2 separate regions of the Mus musculus genome follow, and region 2 is linked to region 1. The links are chromatin contacts, found by Hi-C or POLR2A ChIA-PET in ENCODE. All regions are on one chromosome and are shown on one strand. The core of a region is the stretch at or near the end of the contact, and the rest is flanking DNA. Distances in the headings are between cores, read along the strand shown.

Region 1 (4,418 bases), core at 876-3,375:
GGTCGCGGCACTGCCGCTCGCGGGCTCCTCCTTGTCGGCGGCCGGGGCGCTGCCGTTGGCTTGCAGCTCCTCCTTGGCGCCCGGCTCGGCGGCGGCGGGAGACGCGTCCCCGTTCACTTTTACGTGGCCATTCTCCTGCGGGGCAGAAAGAAAAAGACGGGGGCGTCACTCGGAGCGACCGACCCGCGCGGGGCAAGCTTCCGTGCCCGGCGGCCGGGGAGTGGACACAAGTCGCCCACATTCTGAGGCCTGCATCAGGTTCCCTTCCCTCCGCCTCGAGCAACGGGAGCTCCCGGGGCTGCGCGTTCCCGGGTGGCGCCGGCAGGGGGCGCTGCTCCTCCACCGCGCGGAGCGCAGCGGGGCGCGGGCGGGAGGGCGCCCAGGGGCGGGGCCACCCCACCCTGCCTAGCCGGGCCCTGCCCGCAGGCCGAGGCGCCCCCGAGCTGGGGATCGCGCAGCCCGGGAGTCCGCAAACAAAGCTCAGGTGGCTGCCCCGGTCGGCCTCTCCGAGGCTCGGCAACCAGCAGGGCTGGGGAAAACCCATTATGTCTGAAGTCTGGCCTCCGCTTCCACGCCCACCTTCGCCCATCATTCTGCAAATTGGGGTGCGCCCGGGCAGCTCCTTTTTGCATTTTTAACGGGTTTAAAGGCTCTTGACAGAGCACGTCTTGCCCCGGTAGGTTTAGAGCAGGCCTTTTTTTTTTTTTTTTTTTTTTTTTTTTTTTTTGGCTCTAGGAAAAGAGGCGTGGTGGGTGCTCGCTGTTTGGAAAGCAGCCACCCATGGCCGACCTCTTGAGCCCACCCAACCATGGCTCTCTGCCTGGGTCGCAGCAGCACTGAGGCAATCCTCGAGGGTGGCCAAGGTGCCACTCACACGAACAGTCCAGACCAAAACACCAGAACTGCTCCCTTCTTGGCAGGCAGGAAAGGGTCTTCAAAAACCCACTGAGAATTCCCACCACACCAGGATACCATTTGAAAAGTCATATGGGTGTGTAATTACACAGCTACCAAAGGGGGAGGGGAAGGGCCATCGCAAAGGCACTTGGAAAAGCTGCCTGTCCGGCTCTAACCAGCCACCTTTCCAAGAACCCGAGGCATACTGCCTCTGGATACAATAAGACAAGCCTTCTCAGCTTGCCTTTCTCCACCGCCATCCGCGTTGGCTCCCCCCTTCCTACACACACATACACACGCGCGCGCACACACACAACCACACCAGAAATCTCAAAGACGACCCAATCTCGACAATAAATACGTGAGCCACCCAAACACCACTGTGGCCCCAAATACAAATGCAACCTGGAGGGGCGTTGGGGGGGGGGTGCATCTAACTAGTCACGTTCAGCCAATCTCCAAACCACGCCATTTTAGACGATTTATCACTCTTCCTCCGGTCTACTCAAGAATTGGCCAGGATCCTTAGGAACCACTCCTTTGGGGTGGGGGTGGAGGGTACCCTTCCTATGAAAAATTGACAATTTAGGCTATCATTACCCATTCAACTTTCAGACTAGAATCTGGCTAGGCTCCCCTCCCTCGAATGCATCTCGGGCGCGACCAGAGGGAAGACGAGGCGTCCAGATTAGAGAAAGACACCCAAGAAATGCCAAGAACCACAGGTAGAATTTACCTGCCCATTTGCTTTGGAAGGCGACGAGGCCACAGCCGCCTCCCCGGGCCTCTCGGCGGTGGCTTCTCCCTTCGCTGCGGTCTTGGAGAACTGGGCACCCATGCTGGCTTCTTCAACAAAGAAACTCAACAGATCCAAGAGAGGAAACAAAGAGCCTTCGGTTGGTGTAACGACGGGGCGAGCAGCAGCAGCAGCAACAGCGGCGGCGGCACACACACCGGAGGGAGGGGGTGGGGGTGGCGAGGAGGACAGAAGAGACCCGATTAAATACTCCGGATAAAAAATTTTTAGTCGAAGAGATCAAAAAAGCAGCAGCGCAGGAAGGAGGGAAAAAGGTGGAAAAGTCGAGCACAAAAAAGGAGCCCAAGTGTAGTTTTTTTAAAAAAAGAAGTAATAAAAAAAAATCCCAGATTTGTAGCCGCACTGTAGACAAGAGGAAAATGGAGAAATCTCCCTGGTTGCTAATAAGATGCGGGGTCCAACGCCCAAGTGCACAGATGAATGGGCTCGCGGGCGCTGACGCGGCCCCCGCGCGCGCTGGCCAATCCGCGCGCCGCACACAAAGCAGGGGGCGGGGCCTGCGCTCCGGGCGAACAATGGAGCCGCGCTTTGCAAACGGTTTGAAAATCAGCCTCAGACCAAGAATTAATGTCTTCCAAATAAATAAATCAATTAAAAAATACGTGCTTCTCGTCTCCCTCGGCCTGAAAATAATAATGCATGTCTTGATTGGCTTGCTTTGTTTGGAATTAATTAACGCGGGAGGGGGTACTTATGGATGGGGGCGGAGAAAGCTTTAACTTGACTCGCATTGACTCTTGCCGGTCTATATCCGCGTCTGTCTCTAGCCATTCTCTCCCCTCCCCCATCTTTCCCGTGTGTTTACGTGTATAAGTGTGTATACGAGTGTTAAAGACAATGGGTAGGATTTGTGTGCTAGCAGCATTTTTTCCCTCCGCACTCCATAAGGGTTTCACAGATAGTGCGCAAGGATTTTTTTTTTTGGGGGGGGGTGTTTCTTTTTTTAAAAAAACTGCTGCAATTGTTAAATCGTCCCACACTGAAAGGTATTTAAACCACGAAGATCGAATTTCATCTAGCAAGATCTCCAGTTGGAATTAGGTCTGTAGGCCAGATGTGGGAAACGCAAAAACAGCAAACAGCCTAAGCCATGCTCGTTCCTTTCTCTCCTAGAGGCGTGAAATAAAATATTTTGAAATTGGTCCTTGGAGCACCTCAAATCGCGTCTCTCCAACTATTCCAATTACCGATCACTTTTCCACAAAACATTGTGAGGACCATTTTCAGAAGATCGAAACTTGCTAGCATGTTATCACTGTAAGAAACGACATCATTAATTTTCCTCTGTGGTAAAACTAGACCGAGCCTTGAGTGTACGAATCCATATTTACAGTTGGGAGGCAGCTACTCTCGTCGACACGGGTTGTTTTCCTAGCCTGCTGCCAACATCGGAGGGACTCTCATTTTGAACTTGTCTGTGCACAGCATCAAGTGTGCTCCTGGAAGAGAGGCAACAGCGAGGAAATCCTAAAAGACCGAGTCCTAGTCTCAGAAGAAATCGCCTGCAAGGTTGAGAGACAGAAAGAAAATCCCTGGAGACTCCACGTCTAACCCAGGCTAAAGGCAAAGCTCTACAGCGGTGTGTAGGATATCTCTCTCGTTCGCTACAGCCCTTGCCACCGAAGTACCAGACGCTTTTAGTGTGTGAAAGACCAGGCGTTGATTTAATGTATCTGGAAGGGAGAGGGGATAGAGGATGCAACTTAATAAATATTCCTCTAGTCTCGCTCATGAAAACATCCAAAACATCTTTCGGCGTTTGCATTTAATGACTGCAACGTGAACGATGGAGGCGAGAAGCAGTCGAGGGAATGGCTCGTTTCTCTTAGTGTTGGCTCGGAATTGTCAAACAGTTACTTTCTGTTCATTGTAGGGAAATAGGTCACACTTTGAGTGAAAAGGACAGTTGGTTCAAGCCAATAACCCTTTGTTCAAGTGCTGTTTGACAGTCCCTGAGCAGAACATCGTTGCGTGAAGTTTCATCTCCTGTCCAGTACCTTTAGATACATTATTAAATCCCAAAGTCATATTCCACGGAGCGCCTGGAAGGAATATTTCGTCGAAACGCGTCTTGCCAACCAACGTGTTAGCACCCGTAAGGAAGCCTGCTGGACTGGCCCGAGAACCCGGCCGCCAGGATGGACACGAATCCCTCATTAGCAGTTCCAACTTGAAAAGTCAACTGGGCTGGTCCAACACCACCATCCAGGAGATTCCCAAAGGCTCAAAAGGCAATCTGTGCACCCACCCCACGGGAACCTTGCCCCTTCCTCTGCGTCTCCCTCCGGTTTTAAATTGGGATGATTGCTAGTTCGCTTTCGGATTTTTTCTCCCAGACATTCGGGGGCTGCTTTTGTGGCTCCTTTGTTAACAGGCTGTCGTGCAGCTTTCCCCCCTTTTCTTTCTCCAATGCCTATTTGCCTGGTATCGGCTCGTCTCCGGGGCAACCGCGGGGAAGATTCGGAGCCCCAGGCGCCGGGAGGGGGAAGGGGCGGAGCCCGGCGGAGTGGGGGCGGGGAGGGGCGCGAGAGGAGGGGCGGAGGGAGTGGGTCAGGAGGAGACCCCAGGACCCACGAGGAGCAGATGGCCGCTCCGGGGCGGAGCCCGTGAGCGTCAGGGGAGCGGGAGAGCCAATCCGTCCCTGCAGCAGCGCGGGAGAGAGCCAACGAGAGTAAACACGCGGGCTGTCCCCCCCCCCCCCCCC
Region 2 (4,957 bases), core at 583-3,082, 480 kb after region 1:
GAAAGAATTTCTGAATTTCACCAAGGCTATTTTGCAATTCTTTCACAATATGCTAAGCTCAATATCCTGCTTTAACAACATGTACTTGAGTGGTCACATTTTAGGTTTATGGGGGAACAATTGATGTAAAAGAACATAAAGATCTCTGCCAAATGTTTGACATCTGACCTTTAATCATTTGTTGGACTTTACTTTAATAACATGACAACTCTGTATAAAGTATGTGCCCATGCGCGCGCACACACACACACACACACACACACACACACACACAGAGTTGAGGTATCTTTAGATTTAATAGTCAGTAGGAAAGGCCCTCTTTAGCAATCATTCTCCAGGACCTGGCCTGTCACATGTCTCCTGAGGTCAGAGCTACTACAGAAGCAGACCAATTCTGAGGCCCAGAACTGGTGACTTGCTTTTCTGCTCTGGTAGGATATTTAAACAAGCCAAGAATGGTGTGCCTTAAACAAATAAAGATTGAATGTGCGTGTCACAAGATTCCTGGTGAGCCAGGAAACAGATCCAGCCTTGAAGCTGCTTTCTTGATTGCAGGCTCCTAGTCAGAAACCTTGCAGAGCTGTGGCCTGGAAAAGCCCCTCCTCTGCCTTGTTTTGTCTTCCCCAGATGAGAGAGGGTAAAGAAAGTCTGGAAATCTGACCCAACTCAGGCCAATAAAGGGCTTTTGTCTGTGAACCTGACCACAAATGATTCATTAACATCCCACTGAAAAATTTTTGTCAGGATCCCACCCCCATCTTTAGAGAAATAAACAATTTGAAACAAAACTGAAGTCCAAGTGTAATCAATTCCCTCTTCAAAATCCTGCTGTCTACTGCATGTAAAGGTATTTATTTCTCCACGACAAAACAGTTGTTATAGATTTACTTCCATAGGCATGCTCTTAATTAAGTTCACAATCTGTTTTGTCAAAAGTAAAACAGGGGAAAAAAATCTTTCCAAAATGTCTCTAGTTAATATTTAATTAATAGCTAAGTTAGATTAAGAAAAACAAAAACCATACATGCTTCATTTGTATGTCTAATAGATGAATAATCATGCTCCTATCTTAATGCTGAGTAAAGTTATATTTTCATCTATTCCAAAAAAGTTCAACGGAAATTAGTAATTCTGCTTTAGAATTTAATCCTTTTTTCCTTGATGCTAACTAAAGGTAGGTACCAATTTTCGAAGGAAGTATACATTGAATTTCATTTCTGTCATATTCTCCCCTAAGAAGCATTGGTAATGCTTGACCTTTTAATAACTGACTTCAATTTAAATTAGAAAATACCAGTGGCATTAAATTATATTCACCGTTTATTAATATAACATTTAAACTCAAGGAAAATGCCAGATTCAAAATTTCTGACAAGGAAAATTCATCCCAAGCAACCTTTGTCTATGCCCTTTGTAAGAAACACAGCAGTAGCTGAGCCATCTTCTGTGCTGGTGTGCTTCAGTGTCACCAGGAGCACCCATCTCTCTCCTAGAAAGGCTTTCACCAGATTATCTACTTTTATGAGGAGAGAAAAGGCTTCTCTGCATCTCCAACTTAAGGGATAAAATAATACACAACCCCTTTTAAGAGCAGGGGACTCTAGAAATAATCTCTTTCACTGGGAAAGAGTTCTTTGGAGTCATGGTATGATAGCGGTGTGAAATGTCAGTTCTAGATTTTTAACGTGACTTAAATGTACCCTCTGATATCCAGGATTCATCGTCAACTCTGCTTTAATTACCTCTATTCCCTTCTAGGTCCTGTACTTTTGTGGCACTTGGAACAAATAAGACCCACGCGCTGGGATCTGACAGCAGTGTGGCCAAGTGATTGAGACAAGAGGTTGATTGGCAGAATGCTGCCCTGCTCTACACTCAAGCATTCCTTGGAAGCCCGCCCACAGATAGTGGGACTATTTTTAGCAGCTTACCTCCAGGTTAAAGTAGCTATTAGATATCCAGATTCACCCCCCTCCTCAGGGGCCCTTTCAGATGCAGCAAAATAGAACATAAAAGGGTGTAATTGGATGATTACAGCTAAGAACTGTAATCAGGAGCCATAGGGTCCCTCTCTCTCCTGAGTGCTCTGGGACACAGCCTCAGGAAGGCTCTATACCTCCTCGCCCCACAGCAGCTGACCTTAAGGCAAGTGTGGCAGGGCCCTCCCTGCATATGAAGCGCCTCAGAAAAGTCCATATTGAGGTTGTCTTCTTTTCACACATGCTGGGTAGAGTGTAAGGAGCTTGCACATCTGTATACAGTCTTCTGTGCCAGGGCCTGTTTATTCATGGAGTTACTTCAACAGCCATAGGAAGTTGGCATTATGGTGTGGGAAGAGTGTAGTGGTTGGAGACCAGAATATCAGATTGACCAGAAGTTCAAGCAACAGGTACTTGGTAGGTATCTGTGAACACCCTACAGAGGACCATACTCCCCATGGCCCTGCGTGTTATAGGTATGCTGCCTCTGCTGACTGGCCTACTCCTATTCTCTGGAATGCTTCTTCATCGTTAATAAGCTGTCTCGATTTCTATTTCTAACCAGATATCCCTGTTATGATTTCTCATCCTGGAATACAACAGTTTGAAGTGAGGTGCTCTGGGAACTCAGATCTCTGACTCCATACTGTGGTGGTTTAAATAAGAAATGTGATCCACCCCCACCAAGTATTTGAATACTTAGTGGCCAATGGGTGGAGCTCTTTGGGAGGTGGTGCGGCCTTACTGGAGAAAACATTTCACTAGGGTGGTCTCTCTGAGAGTTTATAGCCTCACTCTACTTCTCTCTGCTTCCTGTTTGTGGTTGTACATTTGATCTCTCAGTTTCCTGCTGCCAACCACCATGACTCCCAGGCCACTATGGGCTCTCCTGAAATTATAAACTGAAATTAGCCCTTCTTCCTATAAGCTGCCTTGGTCAAGGTGTTTTAGCACAGCCACAAAGAAGTTACCAATATGGGCACTGTGCATGGTTTTCTTTCCTGTATCCTTATCCTATTTTTCAGGTACTGAATGAGCAAATCCTCCAGCATGTTTCCTTTAGGACTCCGGGCTTTCTCAATCTTTCTGCAAAAACCTCCTCAGCTTCTTTCATATAGCCTTTTGCTGACTTCCATTGCTGAACATGGCTGCTTTCTTGAATACTCACACCAAAATGCATAGATGTCTCTCTTTCTCTTCATTTCCTTCAGATTAATACCTGTTAAGTTTATAGTTTGCCTGTTTTTTTCCTCTCAAACTCTAGTGAAATTGTCTTGGAACTTTCTCTGAGTCTCTTCTTAAATTATTTTATTAATGACACCAAGAATCCAAAAGGGAATCCCATATTTCCTAATAACAATTATCCCATTTGATCTTTGAGCAAACTTTACTGCTATGGGCTGAAAGTGTGTATTCCTAGCCTCTAATATGAGGATAATTGGAAGTGGATGTCCCGACTAATGATTAGGTAATGAGGGAAGGACCCCATGCTATGTTTATAAAGAAGACCCTTTTCCATGTTAGGATATAGTTTGAAGGCACCATTTTGAAGTAGGAAACAGAATTTCACCAGCATACACATCTGGCAGTTTGTTCCATTTGGACTTCTGAGACTCTAGAATTATAAGAAATAAAACACCTGATGGTTTCAAGCTACCTTGTTCATGGTTTATAACAGCCCAAATGGACTGACTTACGAGTCAGCCAGGTTCAGTGACTGGCCAGGTCACCTGGCTAGTAAGTATCAGTGCTGGACTGGACTGGGGCTACTCATGTTGTCTTTGTACATTCTGCTCCTTGAAGTTGTAAAGCAGTTTTCATAGCTATAGTGGTCACATCACTTACAAAAACCAACTATATCAAAAAGAAAGAAGGTGATACTAATAACAAGTTCATCAGGAAAACAAAGTTAACCTGTAGTGGCCATCTGGATAGGCAGTCACGAGAATCATTAGACTGATGCCAGCCACTTGCATTGTCGGTATTTTAGAGGATACAAACATGGGTTAACACTAACTTCCTACTGTGTGCTAGATCCTGTGCAAGGTGAATATATGCATTGTCTCACTCAATGTCCTCAAAAGCTTGTGATATAAATACATGCCTTCTCCCATTTCATTGATAAAGAAATTCAGGTACAGAGGGGTCAGCTGGCAAATGACTTGTATTTAGACCCAGTTCTTCTACCCCTCAACTCTCATCTCTGTACCTTCACTAGGGTGAAGTCATATGTACTAGGCAGCTAGTACAGCCACAAAATTATGTGGCAAAGTTCCTGGCTTTACAAAGCTTTAGGATTATTGAAGTGATTCTTTAATGTTAAAGAACAATTCTATTTGTCAGAGGTCATCATGTGTCTTTTCCAATGAATGGCACAAATAATTAACTCTTCCCAATGCTTTCAGAGCTATTGTGCCCTACACATATGGAACACAAGCTGTTTTCTAAGTGCTTGAACAGTTTAGTTTATCTCATCCTTTCCAGTACTTTTGACACTTTAAGCTCCACCAATGTCTGGCACAGTAGCTCATCCATGGTAAACACAAATGACTCTGCTCTTCATGTTATCTAAAGTGGACAATGGAAACACAGAACATCAAAGGGGGAGGGAAGCAGCCAGAGGAAGGAGTACAATACAGACTGGAAAGCTGGATGGACTTTAAACTGAAGTGTAAGGATGGTCAGGATTTTGAACAATGATAGAGAAAGATGAAGGGTGGTCCAGATGGGAGAAAATATAACAATGAAGGCTGATGGGGGTCTTGAGAGGGAAACAGAGTTGAGCTGTCTTGGGAACGTGCTTGGGACTGTTGGATGATACAGGATCACAGTCTTCAGTGTCACTTGGGACTTGTTCCATAAAACAAGCAGAGCCTCTCATCAGCTCTACAGAGCGAGGACACTGGTCTTGTTATATGGAGACCATGCACATAAGTCAGTTCTGAAACTTTAAAATGAATTAGTAGTGCATTTTCATT

What was found. Hi-C counts contacts between places; a loop is a spot of excess contacts on that map. ChIA-PET counts read pairs that join two places held with the same protein, here RNA polymerase II (POLR2A).
Region 2: a map of heart shows a loop between it and region 1 (3-fold over the local background). The contact joins the enhancer-like site here to the promoter of Marcks in region 1. A Hi-C loop is called at or near these places in 3 of 37 maps with a recorded cell type or tissue (Patski, adrenal gland and heart). POLR2A ChIA-PET finds 5 or more read pairs at or near these places in 2 of 5 experiments (Patski and embryonic stem cell).

What each region holds. Positions count from the first base shown.
Region 1 is chr10:37,136,801-37,141,218 of GRCm38, forward strand. It overlaps Marcks (myristoylated alanine rich protein kinase C substrate), which reads right to left and starts at 2,126. Exons shown (of 2, transcript NM_008538.2): 1 at 1,634-2,126; 2 at 1-135. The coding sequence starts at 1,735. 5930403N24Rik (RIKEN cDNA 5930403N24 gene) reads left to right here and starts at 2,732. Exons shown (of 3, transcript NR_166104.1): 1 at 2,732-3,945.
Region 2 is chr10:37,616,024-37,620,980 of GRCm38, forward strand. No RefSeq gene overlaps it. Among named protein-coding and RNA genes, the nearest start is that of Gm31330, 180 kb to the left of the region's middle. Within about 2 kb of position 1,833, at least 1 of the 3 ENCODE cell types and tissues checked has a DNase peak (open chromatin) inside an H3K27ac peak, as active enhancers do; it is heart, where a contact is called at or near this core.